2 separate regions of the Homo sapiens genome follow, and region 2 is linked to region 1. A link is a loop called in an ENCODE intact Hi-C map of the cell type or tissue named here. Cell type or tissue: mammary epithelial cell. All regions are shown on one strand. Links, peaks and the distances in the headings refer to the core of each region. The heading gives the core; the rest is flanking DNA.

Region 1 (8,338 bases), core at 142-8,141:
CCATGTCGTCTCTAAAATAAGCCTTATTTCAATACAAAGCTTTTCAGATGACGGATACCACAAGTTCCAGGGTTCATTTAAAAATCAGAAAGCCTTGGGTGTCCCTGATATTTTTGTAGCTGACCCTTGAATGCATAGAAGGGTTAAAAGATAACAGTAGGAAGAGAAAGGCCTGGGTTCCCGTGACTGCACCTGCTACCAGCCGTGTGAACTTAGGCAAGTGACTTAACTCTTAGCCTCCATTTCTTCACATCCAAAATGAAATGAATAATCTCTACTTTATGTGGTTACTGTGAGGGTTGAACAAGCTGATGCATGTAAAGTACTTAACACAGTGTCCAATGCATCGTAAACACTCCATAAATATGAGCTATTGCTAAAGCATTCCTCTTTCTGTTTAGCTAACAGAACTCTGGGAAGACTCACTGACAGGCAAATTCAGAAATTCTTGGAATTATTGCCAGACACAGATACTAACTAAGGCCTCTGTGGGTTTGGGCCATTCTGAGTAGCAGCACTTGGTCCAAGTGGGTAAGCCAGACACGTAGCCTACAGATCTGGCCTCTGAGGTCCATCCACAGGAATTTAAAACTACAATTGGCAGAATGACGCCTATTTTGTGTCTACATCTACCATGCTGCCCAGAGTGGCTAAATCCTTTACCATAAACTGCTCCAAACAGCAACCCCTTTTCTCCTACCAGACATGCAAAAAAATGAATCCATGTGTGCATAAGTAGCAGTTCCAAAAATAATAGTGACATTAGATACTATAAGACCATGGGACAGAAGAAATTGTCCTGGGAAAGAATGTTCAGGAAAGAATTTATTGAGGAAACATGATTTGATCTGGGTTTTGAAGGATGAATAGAAGTTAGACATATGGATAAGAGAGAAAGCATGCCTTGGGTAGAGAAGAACATGACAAAGCTGTAGAGGTAGTAATGAGCAAAGACAAGCCAGTGGGTAATGAGTAGAGCTGAGAAGCTGTGCAGAGAAATGTGGGGTGGGGTAGGAGGGCAGTTGTGATGGTATAAGGAGCTGGAGACTCCGAGTAAGACAGGGACTTGATAGGGTCAAATTCATCTTTGTGTGCACAGGACAGAGCCTAGCACAGAGGAGTGCTCAATAAATACCTGTGACTACATCAGTGAATGCATAAACAAAATAAAATTGAATTTTCAGATGATTTGCCTGGCTGGACGTATTGGAGGAAAGAGTTGAGGATGGCAGCCCAGGTAGGAGGTTACTACAATAGTCTAAGCCTGGGTGATAAAGAACAAAACCAGGAAGTTCATGATCAACGTGAGAAATGTGTTGAAAGAAGAATTTTAAGACGTTAAAGATTGGCTGCATAGTGGAAGGAAGGCAAATTCCAAGGTGCTTTGGGCTCAGGGCCTGTGTAATTGGCTAACTGAGACAGCAGTGAGGACAATATTATCAAGAGCAAGTGTGAGAGTGAGGAAAAGAAGGTATAACAAGTCCAGCTTTGAGCACTTGAGGTGATGGGAAAGCAGCCACGTGCAACTGTCCCGTCCTCATATGAAAAAAAGGGTCTAGGAGCAAACCAAGATAACTGGAGGGTCCTCTTGAAGGAGACATTGTGATTCCCCAGCCTCAAAAGCATTTGTCTTATACTTGTTTTTCTTAGACAGCATTCTAAAACTATGTTAAGCTCTACATATAGTATTTTTTGAAAAATTGAGATTCAGAAAACAACCTCCAAGACTCTAAGTCTGGTATCATGCTGCTATTATGTGTGGAAACTTTCCTGAGGGCTAGTGTAAGAGTCCCAAATGCAGCTGCATCAGAATCACTTGGGTGTGGAGCCCTGGGATCTGTATTTCTAGCCTGCTCTTCAAGTCATCTGATGCTCACAGGAGTTTAAGAATGGCTGGCATGGAGAAAGGGAAGCCTCTCGATATCCCATACACACTGCCTTTTGACTCACTCCTACAAGAGTTCACCTAGGGTAACTGGTTAAACATAAGAACTCTGGAGCAAGATTGCTAGGGTTCAAATCCTGGCTCTTACTCTAGCTGCTTGTGCTTGAGTATGCTATTTAATTTCCAAGTCATTTAATGGACTGTCTAATATTTCCTGATCTAAACCAGGAAAATAAAGATGGTACTCCCACATGCGTTCCTATGAGGATTTTTTGTGTTAACACATACGAAGAACAGTTTCCAAGTTGGGCACTATGGACATTTGCATGGTGTGAGTGTTTGTTGTGGAGAGCTGTCCTGAGCATTGCAGGATGTTTAGCGGCATCCCCGGCCTCTACCCACTAGAAATCTGCAGCACCCTCCCTCCCAATCATGAGAATCAAAAATGTCTCCAGATATTGCCCAATGTCCTCTGGGGGCAAAATCACCCCCTAGTTGAGAACCACTGGCACAGGACAGTGCCTGGCCTTTGGTAAGCACTGGCTGAGTGTTAGCTACAGTCTCTCCTGAGCATTTGTTAGAAGGAATGCTGAATACTTTATGTTCATTGGCTCATGAATTCTCCCAACAACCCAGTAAGGTAGGTATTCTTGTCTCCATCTCTATAAATAAAGAAACTGAGGTTCAGAGTGGCAAATACCTTGCCTAAAGTCACCCGGCTAGCAAATCGTGGGGAAGACCTCCAATCAAGGTCAGCCTGATCCTCAGTCCCCAGCTCGCACAGCACTGCTGGCACAGTGCCAGATAATCATGCTCTCCTCTCACCAAGCAGTTGTCAGGGCTGTTGCCCTTGTCACACTTTTCTCCATGGGCAAGAGAGAAATCACAGTCACAGCACCCCTGTAGCCTACCGTCATGGGAATGTACCATCCTCCTACCTTGAATCCTGAAAGTCTGCAATCTAAGGTTTCACTCTATATCGGGGATAAGCTTCAGTTCACAAAACTAACACATGCTCATCTCACTACCTGGGTTAGGGCCCTCCTATGTATGTCCATCTGGCATGGGTGGATCACCCTGAGTAGTCTTCTCTGTGCTCCTGCGAGCACCCTCTCCTGGGACTGCACCCCATGCCTCTGTTTCTACACCACAAACACAGGACAAGTCACAGAGAGGTGTGCAAGAAATGGACTATTTGTTGAAGGAGTAAATAAATGACCTCTCTGTCCCTCAGGTTTTCTGAGATGTAGGCAGAGGGTCAGCCTCACTCTTGTGTTCTGTGAGATGATGGAAAGTATTACAGGCTTCAGGGACTGATCCACCTGGCTTTTCTAAACCCAAGCAGCACATACGTGATGAAGATGGAGCACCTGAGTCCTCCAAGCAGGCATTTCAGCTGAGGTTATTGGAAGAATGCCTTGCCACGCTTGTGCTAAAAAATCAGGGAGCAACCTGAATCAATAGCAAATTCCTAAAGATGTCTTCCCCTTCTAGTGAACTACATTTCAATCTATTTCATCATTTATGAGTTAACAGCTCTGGCTTCGGTATCAGTACACTGACCCATCACTCATTAGCTATATGATTTTGGAGCCACATGTCTGCTCGCTGAGCTCCAATTCCCTCATCTGTAAAATGGGGATCAGAATAACTACATCACAGGGTGGTTCTGAAGTTTAAGTGCATCAAGATACATAAAATACTTAAAACAGTGCCTGGCATACAATGAGCACTGTTATTAATATTTGTTGTATTGTTTTTTATAATATGAAAAAAATCACTTAATTGTCACAGATGTTAAAACAGAAGTTTTGCAGAGGCACATTCCAGAAGAAGGGCTAGATAAAATGCACAGAATAAGAGTTCAATAGGCTGTAGTGGTTGTTATTCACTATCTGGACCACACTGCTATCATAAGAACATGCTAGGTATGTGCTTCACGAGATGCAAAGATAATCCACAAAGGGCAGTTGGACTGTGCAGACACAGGGAAGAAGGGAGAAGGAGGTGATTTCAGACCCAGATTTCACAAAGAGCTGAGACAGCCAGCTATAGAAAGGTGTGAGTTGCGACTCGTGACCCAATACTTCCTGCCACAATACTGAGAACTCGTTTTCAACATGTTCTGTGGGCCCAGCCACAAGGGTGTTCCCTTCCACCTCCAAGCATGACTCTGATGATGCTGCCTGGGGCTAAAACAGGTAGTTGGTGAATTCTTCCTTTCAGTTCCAGTCTCCTGAAAACTCAGGTACCAAAAGTCATGCACAGTGCATCCCCTCAGAAGCTGTGAAATAGAAACTTTCAAAAGATAAGCTCATGTTTAACCACACAACCTGTGTCATTTCATAATTCTAAGCTTTCATAACCTGCATTTCCTGGGTAGCTGGCATTATGAAAGTGCCATGTAATATGCTCAACAAAGTCATAAGGAGGAATATGCAAGGTTCTTAGGTGAATTGAATCACTCTTCAAAGACTACACAAAGCTTAATTTGGAAAGATTGCAGGAGTTGCCTTCACTTCCTTGAATTCTCACTTTAATCTCCACCTCCTACCACCTTGCCATCTATCTCTTCCCAGGCCTGATTTCACCCACCTGGCTTGGAGGTCCCTCTCCTATTTCCTAGAGCTGATTTCTCCATGAGGATACTTGGTCTCACTCATATCTTCACTGCCTGGAAAAGGAGCTTGAGTCTCCTGTTTTCTAAAAAGAAACAAGAAAAAAATACTACCCAGAAAACTTCCTCAACCCTACCGTCCCCTCAAGTGTCTCCTATTTCTCATCTTTTATTACCTCCCAGTGGGTTCACAAATGCTGACTATAAACTGGCTTCATCTAAGTCATCTGCAAAAACTCAGTTTCCTAGGCCTGTCAACTAAAGATTTGACTCATAAGGTCTGATGTGAGGTCTAGGAATTTGTAATTTTTAAAAACCCTCCAGGTGATTACAGTGTTCAAGCCAAGTTCAAAAAACCACTGGTCTATGTGTCCTCTATTTATTTCATTACCATTCACTCCAAACACCTGCTAAACTGATGCGCTCACTACTGAAATTGCTTTCTCAAGAGCCACCAAAGACTTCTAGTTGCGGTGTTCAGTGGCTTATTCTCAGTGCTCCTTCTCAGCTTCTCAGTGGCAATCCAGAAGGCAACAGTGCTCCACTTTGGCTCTCTCTCCTCCCTTTTCTGTTGGGAACCTTTTAACCCTACTACGACCACGCAAGCCAGTACGCCACATCTGCTGTGTCCACTTCCTCCTTCCACCCCCTGACGCGTGTGCACAAGCAAGATTCAGACAGTGGTTTTCTGCTGCTCCATCTTTGGAGATCTCATCCAGTCATATCATTTTACTGGGCCTTGAAACTGACTTCCAAATATGTCTCTCCAGTCACTGTGCATGACATTTGGTACCTGAGTTTTCAGGAGACTGGAACTACCAAATATGTCTTGATTTCCCTCCTGGACTAGACTCCCTTCATACATGCATTCTCATCCTTCAATTTAGCAACTCCCAAAGTCATTTCCCCCAAAACTAATGACTCTTCCAGAAATCCCCACTTCAGCTAATGACAATCATTTTGCCAATAATCTATCTTTACAAGTTTAAAATGTCTCCTGCCTTTCCTCTCTTTTCCTACTTTTTTGTGCTTTTTGATTCTTCCTTTGCAATATTTACCAGTATTACTTCTTGCACATCTCCTTTCCACCTCTAGAGCCTCTACCTGAACTGTCTTGTCTGCCTGACATTTTCTAACTCTCATCTCCACTTCTCTAAACCCTGGACTTCCTTTAAGTCCCACACCAAATTCTCCCTCTTTCATGAAGCTTTGATCTCATGTCCACTTTAGCACATAGTCATGTCTTCTTCTGCTGACCACCATGAATGTTTAACTTCTGTTCTATTCATGTAGCACTCACCACTTGCTGCCTGAAAATACTATTTCTCTATTTCTCTCACATTCTCTCCCTGCCACTGGATTATGAGTCTTTTCTTGAGGGCAAGGACTCTGTCTAATAACTTCTTAAGACCCCACATTGTAGCACTATTCTTATGTTTAATAAATATTGCTGGTCATAAAACAGAAGCCTTTTTTTGACAACTCAATACCCATAATAAGCCTAATTATTTGCACCAAAGGCAAAAGGCTAGATGACTAGCACTCAGTAGCTAGAACAGCTGATGCAGCACCCTGTTGGCACAATATGCATGAATGCTTCCCACTTTATTCCAGGCCAGTGTTTCCAGCCATCATGTCAGAGCTGAGTGGAGTGGCACTGGGTGCCAAGGCAAACACCCAGCCCAGCTGTGCTGGGAAGAACTGAGCTCCAATGTGTCTTGTGACCCAGCTCCTCCCACCCACCTGGCTGTGTCTCCTATCCTGCAGGTACCAATCCAACTAAGCTAAGGGACTAGGTCCCTGCCATTAATTGAAAACAGGTGAACAAACATGAGAAGAAGGCATGATTGTGTTCTAGTTGCCTCGGTGGGGGACAGGGGGTAGTATAGCAGGGGGAAGGGCAGATGCTGAATTTTGAGCATTGTTCCAACTGCTGGAAACCCTGGTCAACTAACACAACTTCCTCTAGCATTATAATATTGCGTCCCATATGAAGAGTCCCCAGTGTTGGAAAGCGCACTCCTGGAGTTGGTTTTCCAATAGGATGTGTTTGTGCTCCCTCCTACCTGCCTCATGACACATTCATACACAGAGGCAGAAGAGGCAGGCAGAGTTAGAAGCTTTTACTATGGTGACCATGTAGGATAGGTAAGCCACAATCTCAATTTCTAATTCTCTTGTAAATACCCAAATAGTCTTCCGGGGCGGCAGGCGGCGGTGCCAGGGGAGGCAGGCGGCAGCGCAGGAAAGGGGCTTTCTGGTGATTATCATTTAACTTTTTTCTGTATTTTGTAATTTTCCTGTAATTTCATACAGTTACAACAAATAACAATGAATGCAATATCTAATAACCAAGGGAAAAGCATAGATACATGCTCTTTTCATTCATTTGCATTACTTATCCTTGTCGAGCCAGATGCTTCCGTTTTGATTTGGCAAATTCACTTACCATTTAATGCCAGACCAGCCTGCCACCCTGGGCTTTTTACCTTTCTCAAGCCAAGCATGCCAGGGAGTGAGATTTGGGAAACCAGGGGCACAAAATGCCCAAAGAGTTTTCTGCAGCAGAAGCAGTTTAAAATGACTCAAGGCCCCTGTGATCCCTTCCAAGAACAAGAAAGACATTTCAAATAGGTTGGCTATGCGTGCTGGGATCATTCCCTCAACTCTAAAATGTCATCTTGTGGATGTTTTCTGGAAGTAGAGACTCTGCCTAGGGCATGTGGGTGCTTGTCTTTGATTTCCAATGTAGACAGTGATTAGGAGACAGGAGTGAAATGAGTCAGCTGCATTTCTAGAGGATTTTCTAAGTAATCTAAAAGAATGAAATGGGTCTTTATGTACTAGTTTGGAAAGGTCTTCAAGATATATTAAGCAAAAATTAATGTGAACAATATGATCCCATCAACATGAAAGAATGAAACTATAAATTTTCAAACACGTAAATGCACACATAAAAAAATCAAACATAATAGGGATTACCTATTTTTTAGAAAAGAAGCATGAGATAGCAAATGGGAGTTTTCATTTTGTATATGATTTTTATAAGAAGGTTTGGTTTACTTATATCATATACATTAAAACATTGTCTAAAGGAATATAAGAAATGTCTAACCGGCCAGGTGCAGTGACCCACACCTGTGATCCCAGCAATTTGGGAGGCCGAGGTGGGCGGATCACTTGAGTCCAGGAGTTCGAGGCCAGCCTGGCCAACAGGGCAAAAGCCTGTCTCTACTAAAAATACAAAAATTAGCCAGGCGTGGTGGTGCATGCCTGGAATCCCAGCTACTTGGGAGACTGAGGCAGGAGAATCACTTGAAACTGGGAGGCGGAAGTTGCAGTGAGCCGAGATTGCACCATTGCACTCCAGCCTGGGCAACAGAGTGAGACTCCGTCTCAAAAAAAGAAAAAAAAGTATCCAACCAAGGCTAATAAACCATCTAGGTAGTTTTCTATCTATGCCTGAAAATAGCTACAATAACTTTTGGGTAGGGAGAAAAAAATAACTTCAAATAATCCACTTACTTTATCCAATCCATCAGCAAATCCTGTTGGCTGTTCCTCAAAATATATGCAGAATTCAGCCACTCTTCAGTATCTCCCCTGCTCTTACCTTGTCTAAGCTCTGCCATCACTCACAAGCATGATGGCAATGGCTTCCTGACTGTCCCGCCTGCTTCCATCCTTGTGCTTGCACTGTCTGTTTTCCACACTGCTGGTCCTGAAAAATGCTACTTTCCACTAAGAAGCCTCCAGTGGCTTCTCATGTCATTCAGAGGAAAAGCCAAAGGTCTTAACAGTGACTGAGAGGCCCTGTAAGCCTCCATAATCTCTCC
Region 2 (8,338 bases), core at 135-8,134, 62 kb before region 1:
GAGATGGTCATTGCGAGTGGAAGTTCTTACTCAAAAAAGAAATAGCAGCCTTTGGGAATCTTTGGGAGGTATAATCCAGTTATTTTGATCCTAGAAACAATGAGGCTGCATTTTCCCGTGATAGGAAATGAAAAAGCAAACATTTGGGATGCTTCCTTACCAAAGTTTTAGGAAGAAGCATTTCTCCCCAGTGTGGGGTCAGGCCAAGACCAGTGATATATCAATATCAGTAATGTCAAAGATTCAAGTCCAACATGATCTCTAAGATCCTGTAGCCAGAGATGCCTATGGCCCAGCATTGTCAGGAAAAGCAGCACAAGAGACTCGGAGGTCATGAAGTTCACTGTGGCCTGGAAAGGGGGCTGACCAGGAAGGCTAAGCTAGGAAGATGAAGGTAGAAGGTGGACTCTAATTTAGTTCTGTAAAATAATTCTAGAAACAGTATTAATCTCATATATTTCTATAGGCCTTTATAGATATAGACCTTTACAATGCACTTTTATAAGCATTATCTCATTTAATTTCTAAAATGGAAGGGCTTGTATTTAAACTCAGTCTTTACCAATTCTTAGCCATGGTGATCCTGGACCAGTCACCTCTATGAGCTGAAGTTTTCTCATCTGTGAAATGAGGATAATAAAAATACTGACTTCCAAGTATTATAATGAAATAGATGCAAAGCCTTTCACATGGTGCCTGAAGAAATAGTAAGCACTCTCTACATTTTATTTATCTTTTAAAAATTTTAATAGACCTCACACTAACCCTGTGAGGTGCCCAGAGCAGATGCTGCAACTCCATGTCACAGATGAGGAAACTTAGAAAACTAAAGCTCAGAAAGTGACTTGCCTAATATGGCCAGGGCATAGACCCTCAGAGAAACTAGAAAATGTGTTGTGTAATCAAAACTAAGAGAGCTCTGCACAGTGGCATTCTGAGTTGCATCTCCTTGTGTTTGTACCTCGTTGCAGCTGGGAAGAGTCAGAGGGACAAACAAGTTTCAGATTTTTAAACCGAAGGAAACTCTGACAGAAAATCCAGCGCTTGCTGGACCATTCTGATTCTCACCCAGCAAGGGTTAAATTATGCTCAGGAGGATCTCAGGAGACAGCAGGGTCCAAAAAAAGAAGGAAGGGTGTTGTCCCTGGGAGAAAGATGTGCCTTGAAAGCCCAGATGCCCTCACTCATGCACATGGCAGTGCTTGGTGAGGACCTCCACCCTTGAGTCAGCAGAGCTGTGTGCATGTGGCTGACCTCTGGTCACATATCTCAGCCCATACCATAAAACATCAACTTTCTGGAATCCCCATGAACTGACTCATTGTGGAGAGAGTTGAGGACTTACTTTTTAAAGCACCCAACACTTGACAAAATATCACCATTACCTTTGTAATGAAAATGTCTTAATGGGTCACAGACTTCCTTGGCTTTTTAAGCCGAGTAGGTGGAGTATAACTTATCCTTTCCTTGACAACTGACCATCATGAATGATGCTGATGCTGCTGTTCTGAGCAACCATATTTTGAGTAACAAGGTTCTAGATGATCTATGGAAAAGTACTAGGGAATGTAACAACTAGAATTAGCTAGAAGGGCACCATCATGAACATCCATTATTATACTGGGTTGTATACACTCATCTTCTTGGGATATTTTGAAGCATGTTGGAAAGAGGTTTCCACTAAACTAAATATTTCCAGATTACTGCCTGAGCTTTCTTAGTACTTCTCTGTGCTTCATTTAATATTTTTTGTCTTGTCTTTTATTCTTTTGCCCTTGCCTGCCTATATCTATCTCTTGTTCTCTCCAAACCCCTCTAACTTGCCTCTTCCCTTCTACTATAGACAGCCAAGCTTTATAAAATAGGTTGTAAAATAGGTACAAATAACACTTTAAAAGGGTGAATTTTATGATATATGAATTATATCTCAATAAAGCTATTTTAAAGTGCATTGCAAACTATAAAATCTTACAAAAGGTGAGAAATCACATCACTCTGTTTATATGATAATAAACTATTTCACTCTTTTATTTAAAAATATAAAAGCCCAAATAGGCTCTGAGTTGACTTAGAACTTCTCCAGAAGTAATATGCCTAAGAGTTAATGTATGGCCTTTGAGACATCTATTTTTGTTTACATAGGTGATTTTTTGGCTTAGTTCTTCATCTTGTAAGTGAAATTAATAGTGAGATGTGGTATGACTCTAGCTGCTTTGATTGAAGCCTCCTTCTTTATCCTTTCTTCATTCATTTGGCATTTTTGGATGGCCTACTCTGTGCTGGGCCCTAGGAGTAAACATGAATTTCTAAGTGATTCATAAGCAAATGAGTCCTTGTGCAGATCTTTAGGTGTAACACTCTAGGAAGTATGAGTTTTAATGCTTCCTTGATTTTTTTCCCTTAATAACTTCATGACCCCCAAATCCAATCAGTCCCTATAGAAGCAGCATAACCAACCAATTGGATTGCCAGCCTGTTGTTGGAGAGTTGGCCCACAGAGTGGAGATTCCTGATCAGAGGACAAAGCTGAAAGGACAACATAGAACTACTTCTAATTGTCACATTCCCTAGTACTTTTCCATAGATCAGCTAGAACCTTATTACTCAAAGTATGGTTGCTCAGAACAGCAGCATCAGCATCATTCTCATCACACCTTGTAGTGTGTGAGAAATAGAAAATCTTAGGCTCCACCCAAGACCTATTACAGTAGAAGCAGCCTTTTAACAAGATGCCCAAATGATTCATATGCTCATTAAAGCTTGAAAAGCACTGATCTAGATAATATTTTACACTAGCATGCCTGAAACACCTGTCTCTTCACCCACTGCAATAATCACAGCTTTCAGAGCCCTTAGATGAATGATGCCCAACATGAGAGGCCATCGTTTGGCACAGAGGCACATCCCACCAGTTAGTAGGCAGAAGACGGTCTTGATGATGCTGAGCAGATGTTCAGCGTTCTTGCTGAACAGTCAGAGACCATTGCTGTTCTCTTCACAATGTCTGTCAGGTTCAATAACTCTTCTCCAGTGACTCACCTCTTTATACACACGTGCTGTAATTTTCTTTAAAGACTAGTTTGTCAGCAGCATCCAAAGCTGGATCTACTTCCTTTGTTGCAAAACTTCATCTGTATTCTTGGAAATACCCGCCCCCCAGTTCAAATTCAACTCTAGTCTTCCTAACACCATTTCATTCATCCATTCGTTCACTTGAAAAGTACTTACTGAAAGATTACTATGTGCCAGGGACTACCAGCATCTCCACCATGTAAACATTTGCACTCCCTCTCTGCCAACTAGCTTGCTTGCTTGCCTTTAACACTTAGTTTCTACTTTTTACATAATATTGGAAACATTTTTAAGTAGAAAACATACTCTCTATCCTTAAATAACTAATACTGTAATTGAGAGGGCAAGATATAGAATTTAAAAATATGTGAAGAGTAAATTTTCAAGTCCCAAAAGGGATGATATATCCTATACTACAACAAGCACTGCATTGTGCCTGAGTCAAGAATCCATTAATCCACTTCAGGATCCTAGATACGTCTCTTTGTCCTTCTAATTTTCAGTTTCTTCTTTGTCTTTTTTGTTGTTTGTTTTTGTTTGTTTGAGACAGCATCTCGCTCTGTTGCCCATGCTGGAGTGCAATGTCGCGATTATGGCTCACTGCAGTCTCAACCTCCCAGGCTCAAGCAATCTTCCTGCCTCAGCCTCCCAAGTAGCTGGAAGGACAGGTGTGTGTCACCATGCCTGGCTAATTTTTCTATTTTTTGTAGAGACAGGGTCTTGGTATGTTGCCTAGGCTAGTTTTATCAACTACTAAAAAAAAGTGTTAGACCATCTAATCTTAAAAAATTCCTCCCAGTCTCCAACAATTCAAATGCCCAAAGATGGCATCCTAAACATATACACTGAAGGAATTCAAGGAAAGAAAATAAGCACATGGGTTTGGATAGGGAAACTTTATATCATCACAGTTAAGAGTCCATTTTGATGTCACACAATTCTAAACTCAAACCTTTGAGCTAGAAATTAATACGCTTGAGGTCTTTGACCACTGGCTTAATCTCTTTGATCCTCTGTTTTCTCCTTCATAAAGTGGAAATAATAATAGTAACTATTTTATAAGATTACTACGAGGATTAAATGGAATAATTCATGTAAGGTCCTTCACACAATGCCCGGCATGAAGGATGTGCTAAATCGATGATGGTAGTGATGCTGGTGCTGATGGTAGTATTTTTAGGAAGGTCTCTGTGGAACAAGCAAGCCTTCCCAGTAAGGATTAAATTCCACTTTGAGTTGGAAGAACTGGTGAGCTATAGGAGGTGAACTACAAGGGGACTGACCAACGGGCCATAGAGAAGCAAAAGGAAGGAATGGTAAGAGGTAGGGAAGATGGAATACAGGTAAGTTAATAGATAACTTTGCTGACCAGAATGGATGTGGGAGGGAAGACTTGGTTTGACAGAAAGAAACAGTGCTTGAGGGTGGTGTCTCTAACATTTCTGGGCAGATAATGAGGGGTTAAGAGACTCAAGGCAGGGAGACCAGCCAGAAGCCCATAGTTACCTCTGGATAAATTACTGGGATCTAGACAATAGAGCAAAAAGTCAGGAAGCAAAAGCTCTGTCCTCTGGAGCTCCCCAAGGATCTTCAAGATCCTCCCTAAGAAATTCCTCTTGGTCTCCTACACACACATGTTTAGTATTTTTTCTCACCCCAATTAAAACTGGAGGAAACATGCAACCATGCCCATGTGCCTGGAAGGTATGTGAGGAGCTGAGATCACATCCTGTCTGTGAGTTCTGAGTCAGAGAATCCCGTAAGAGGATATTGAAGGTTACTAAGCAGGCCATGTCACTTTCAGTCTGGCTGTAGTCAGATCTTGTTGGATAAGAGCAGGGCCCAAGCCCTCCAGGCATGGCAAGGCCTCTGCAGTGCCATGTGGTTGCTATTACTGAGCCTAAACAATGAGCCAAGAGCTCATACAGACTGCTCATCCTGGCCTATTTCATAGGCTACACCCCAAGGCTGTCCAGAAGAACAGAGACTGCCCCAACATAACCATGGTAGGCAAATTATTTCCTAGAGACACACCAGAGGTGGAAGTGGGAGAGAACTTGACCTAATTATAGACTAAATTGACCAGAACTTTGCTCCTGGGATAACGTTATCACTGCTTGTTCCTTAGCATGCTCACTTGGGTTTGGCACGTTGTGGCTCTTCTCCACAGCTTCCTGGATGGCAAACATTGCTCTGGCCCCGTATTCTAAACGAAGAAACTGTCACATGATACACAGAGAGGTGTCTGGTGAGATGGGACTTCACTAGGACAGTTCAGCAGTACACACACACACACACACACACATACGCTGGCACATCCATCACTGGAGTGGTGGTGGGTGAAGCATGATTTCATACTTCACAATCTCAGTAATCTTCTGCGGAAAAAAAGATGTGATAGGAGATGGATGCAAGTTTTTCTAGTAGCACATGGTGGTCATGTTCCCATGGCCATAACCAGGTGGAGAAGTGAGGTGATTATGCAGGCAAAGATTGCAGTTTCTTTGAAGAACCACCCCAGGAAGATTCTCCAAGATCTCTCTCATTCTTGGCCTAAACTCAAGTGTTCAGCAAGTGATGACTGAGTTCTGGCTGTATCAACAATAGCCTCAGATGCTTTGATGGATTCTACAATGCCCTTGATAATCTGCTAAGTAGGTGAGGCCTAGGGAGAAAGAGAAGGCTTCCCAGAGACAGTGACATTTGAGTAGGATTATGGATGATGAGTAGGGTTCAAAGGCCCGAACTGAGAGAGCCCATTTCTTCAGAAGCCTCTGCTGCTGATACAGCCCAGCAAATACAGTATTCCTAATGAGTGCAGCCTACTCTTTTTAAGTCTTATCTTAGTCTCCCCTCTTCACACCTTAATGTTCCAGAAGATATCTCCTGTAGTAGAGAGGAACTGGTTATCCTTGAAGTGAGGATCTCTTTGTTATCAAATGGCTTTCCCTCTCTGTTCTTTGTTGTCCCCACTCCTCCCTAAATCACAGCCCCAGCTCTAAAACTTTAGCACTAAAATCAGCTGAAACTGAGACCTTATTTTCTAAATAGAAACTGAGGAACTATGGCCCAATTCAGCAACATACAAATGTACCTACCTCATTGGATGGTTATGAGGTTTCAGTAATTGCTTACTATATCTAAAGCACTAGAATAGAGCCTAATGTGTATAAGCATTCTGTAAATGTTTTTCTAAGAACAATAATGAGGCAAGTGCATTGATGCACCTAGTACTGGGGATGGCTCAGAAGATGGAGTAATTGATTCTGGATGGAGGGGTCAGTTAAGGCCCAGAGAAAGTGACATTTCTTCTGGATCAGATAGGAGAACAGTTGAAGGGGTCTCAACAGTTGAAGGGATTAGCAAATAACACTAGCAAGGTTCTTACAAATTATATTTTTTTATTTGAGATTAATTCATAGTAAAAATCTTAGCAAATGTTATCAATATTGAATGAGGCTTAGCAGAACATTTCATTAAAAGTCTGTAGCAAAAAGCTCAAAATTATAAGATATCAGGACAGTAATGTGCTGGTAAATTAACAATGGACTGGGAGGTGTGGGAGGCCTGATGTGTAGAATTTGCCCATTTCTAGGATGTGAATACTCCAACCATAGCTGATTTTAAGCTTCATTAGTCCCCCCTTATCCAAAGGGGATACAATCCAAGACCTCTAGTGGATGTCTGAATCTGCAGATAGTACCAAACCCTATGTATACGGTCATATGTTGCTTCTGGACAGGGATAAGTTCCGAGAAATAAATTTTTGGTGATTTTGTCATTGTGCAAACATCATAGAGTGTACTTACACAAACCTAGATGGCAGAGCCTACTACACACCTGGGCTCTATGGTACAGAATATTGTTCCTAGGCTACAAATCTGTATAGTATTTTACTGTACTGAATACTGCAGGCAACTGTAACACAATGGTAAGTGTTTGTGTATCTAAACATAGAAAAGATACAGTGTTTGTGTATCTAAACATAGAAAAGATACAGTAAAAATACAGTATTATAACCTTATGGGACCACTGTCCTATATGTGTTCCATTGTTGACTGAAACTTCGTTATGTGGCCCATGATTCTACTGTGTCTTTTTGATTTGATAACCGCAAAGGCCACTAAGTGACTAATGGACAAGGAGCATCTACAATGCAGATACACTGGACAAAGGGATGACTCACATCAAAGTCTGGGTGGAGAAGGCTGGCACAGATTTCATCATGCTACGTGGAACAGCAGGCAATTTTAAACTTATGAATTGTTTATTTCTAGAATTTTTCATTTTGTATTTTTGAACCCCAGGTAACTGAAACCAAGGAAAGTGAAATCATGGAGATGAGGGAACTGCTGTACCAGAAATATCAATGGACTCATAAAATTCCTAAAAATTTAACTATTGGCTCTCAGAAGCCAGTACACCAGGGATGCCAGGAGCACTCTGGGGAATAGAGAACTTGGATTTTCTTATTATGGTGCCCAGGACAGTGGAGAAGACTGATCCAATGCCCTGATCAGTGCACACTTGGAGGCCAGAGTCTCTGGAGGTGGATGAGACTTCCTATTGACTGAACTGCATGACTACTGAATCAGGCATGGGTTTTATTTGCAAGAAACAGAAACCTCTGGCTATTTTAATCAAGAGGTATAGATAGCTCACAGATTTTAGGTGATTCATAGATCAACGTTAGGCTTCCAGTAGCAGTGTCCAAGACCAGGATAAGAAAATCCTCACCACTGCCAAGCAGTCAATGGCAAGGTCTGCCTTAAATCTCTATAGCAGGGCCTGCCACCCCTCCTTCCATCAGCTCTATGCCACTTCTGCTGCTGCTTCCACAGAACACCAGACTCCATTATAGTAAAAATAAAAGACAGACATCAGGCCTGTTTGTTCCCACGCTCCCTCTCTTCCAAAGGGATGGCTCCCTGGGAGCTTGTGATTGGTTGGACATAGGTCCGGTGCTTGCCTTCCTGCTGCACAAAAGTCTAGGTTTGAACTCTGTGCAGCTACTTGGGGAGTAAGATTCATAACTCATTCATTTCTCTAAAACAGAAAGACAAATCAAAAGTCGGAGGGCTAGTATCCTTCACAAAGTCCACTGAGATTAGCTTTAGGCCCTCCTCTGCCTTGCAGAAAGGCTCCCACTGGAACTCAATATTGCTATTCCTTAACTTCTTTCTACAAATAAAAATGTCACCTGCTAGGGAGGAATATAGGACACATTATGCCTAAGTTCTTGCCCCACTGTTTCTACACTATCACA

Evidence for each region. A loop is a pair of places that touch in the nucleus more often than their neighbours do. Peaks named below come from ENCODE experiments on the same cell type or tissue, not always from the same donor. Only the 100,000 strongest peaks of a DNase experiment are listed, where the experiment ranks them.
Region 2: a loop joins it to region 1, with 2.7 times the contacts of the local background. A loop is called at or near these places in 3 of 110 quality-filtered maps.

The regions. Positions count from the first base shown.
Region 1 is chr10:88,087,521-88,095,858 of GRCh38, reverse strand. It overlaps LOC105378415 (a long non-coding RNA gene), which reads left to right. Exons shown (of 6, transcript XR_007062225.1): 2 at 6,117-6,269. Among named protein-coding and RNA genes, the nearest start is that of PTEN, 230 kb to the right of the region's middle. RefSeq lists an enhancer at 4,015-4,064. In mammary epithelial cell, for the core only: a CTCF peak has its summit at 4,020; DNase peaks (open chromatin) are centred at 328, 4,028 and 7,218; H3K27ac peaks cover 623 bases.
Region 2 is chr10:88,149,466-88,157,803 of GRCh38, reverse strand. The region is part of intron 1 of LOC101929727 (a long non-coding RNA gene); the gene reads right to left. Among named protein-coding and RNA genes, the nearest start is that of PTEN, 290 kb to the right of the region's middle. RefSeq lists an enhancer at 5,021-5,160. In mammary epithelial cell, for the core only: no CTCF peak of the experiment used is centred there; DNase peaks (open chromatin) are centred at 1,273, 4,853 and 7,233; H3K27ac peaks cover 2,879 bases.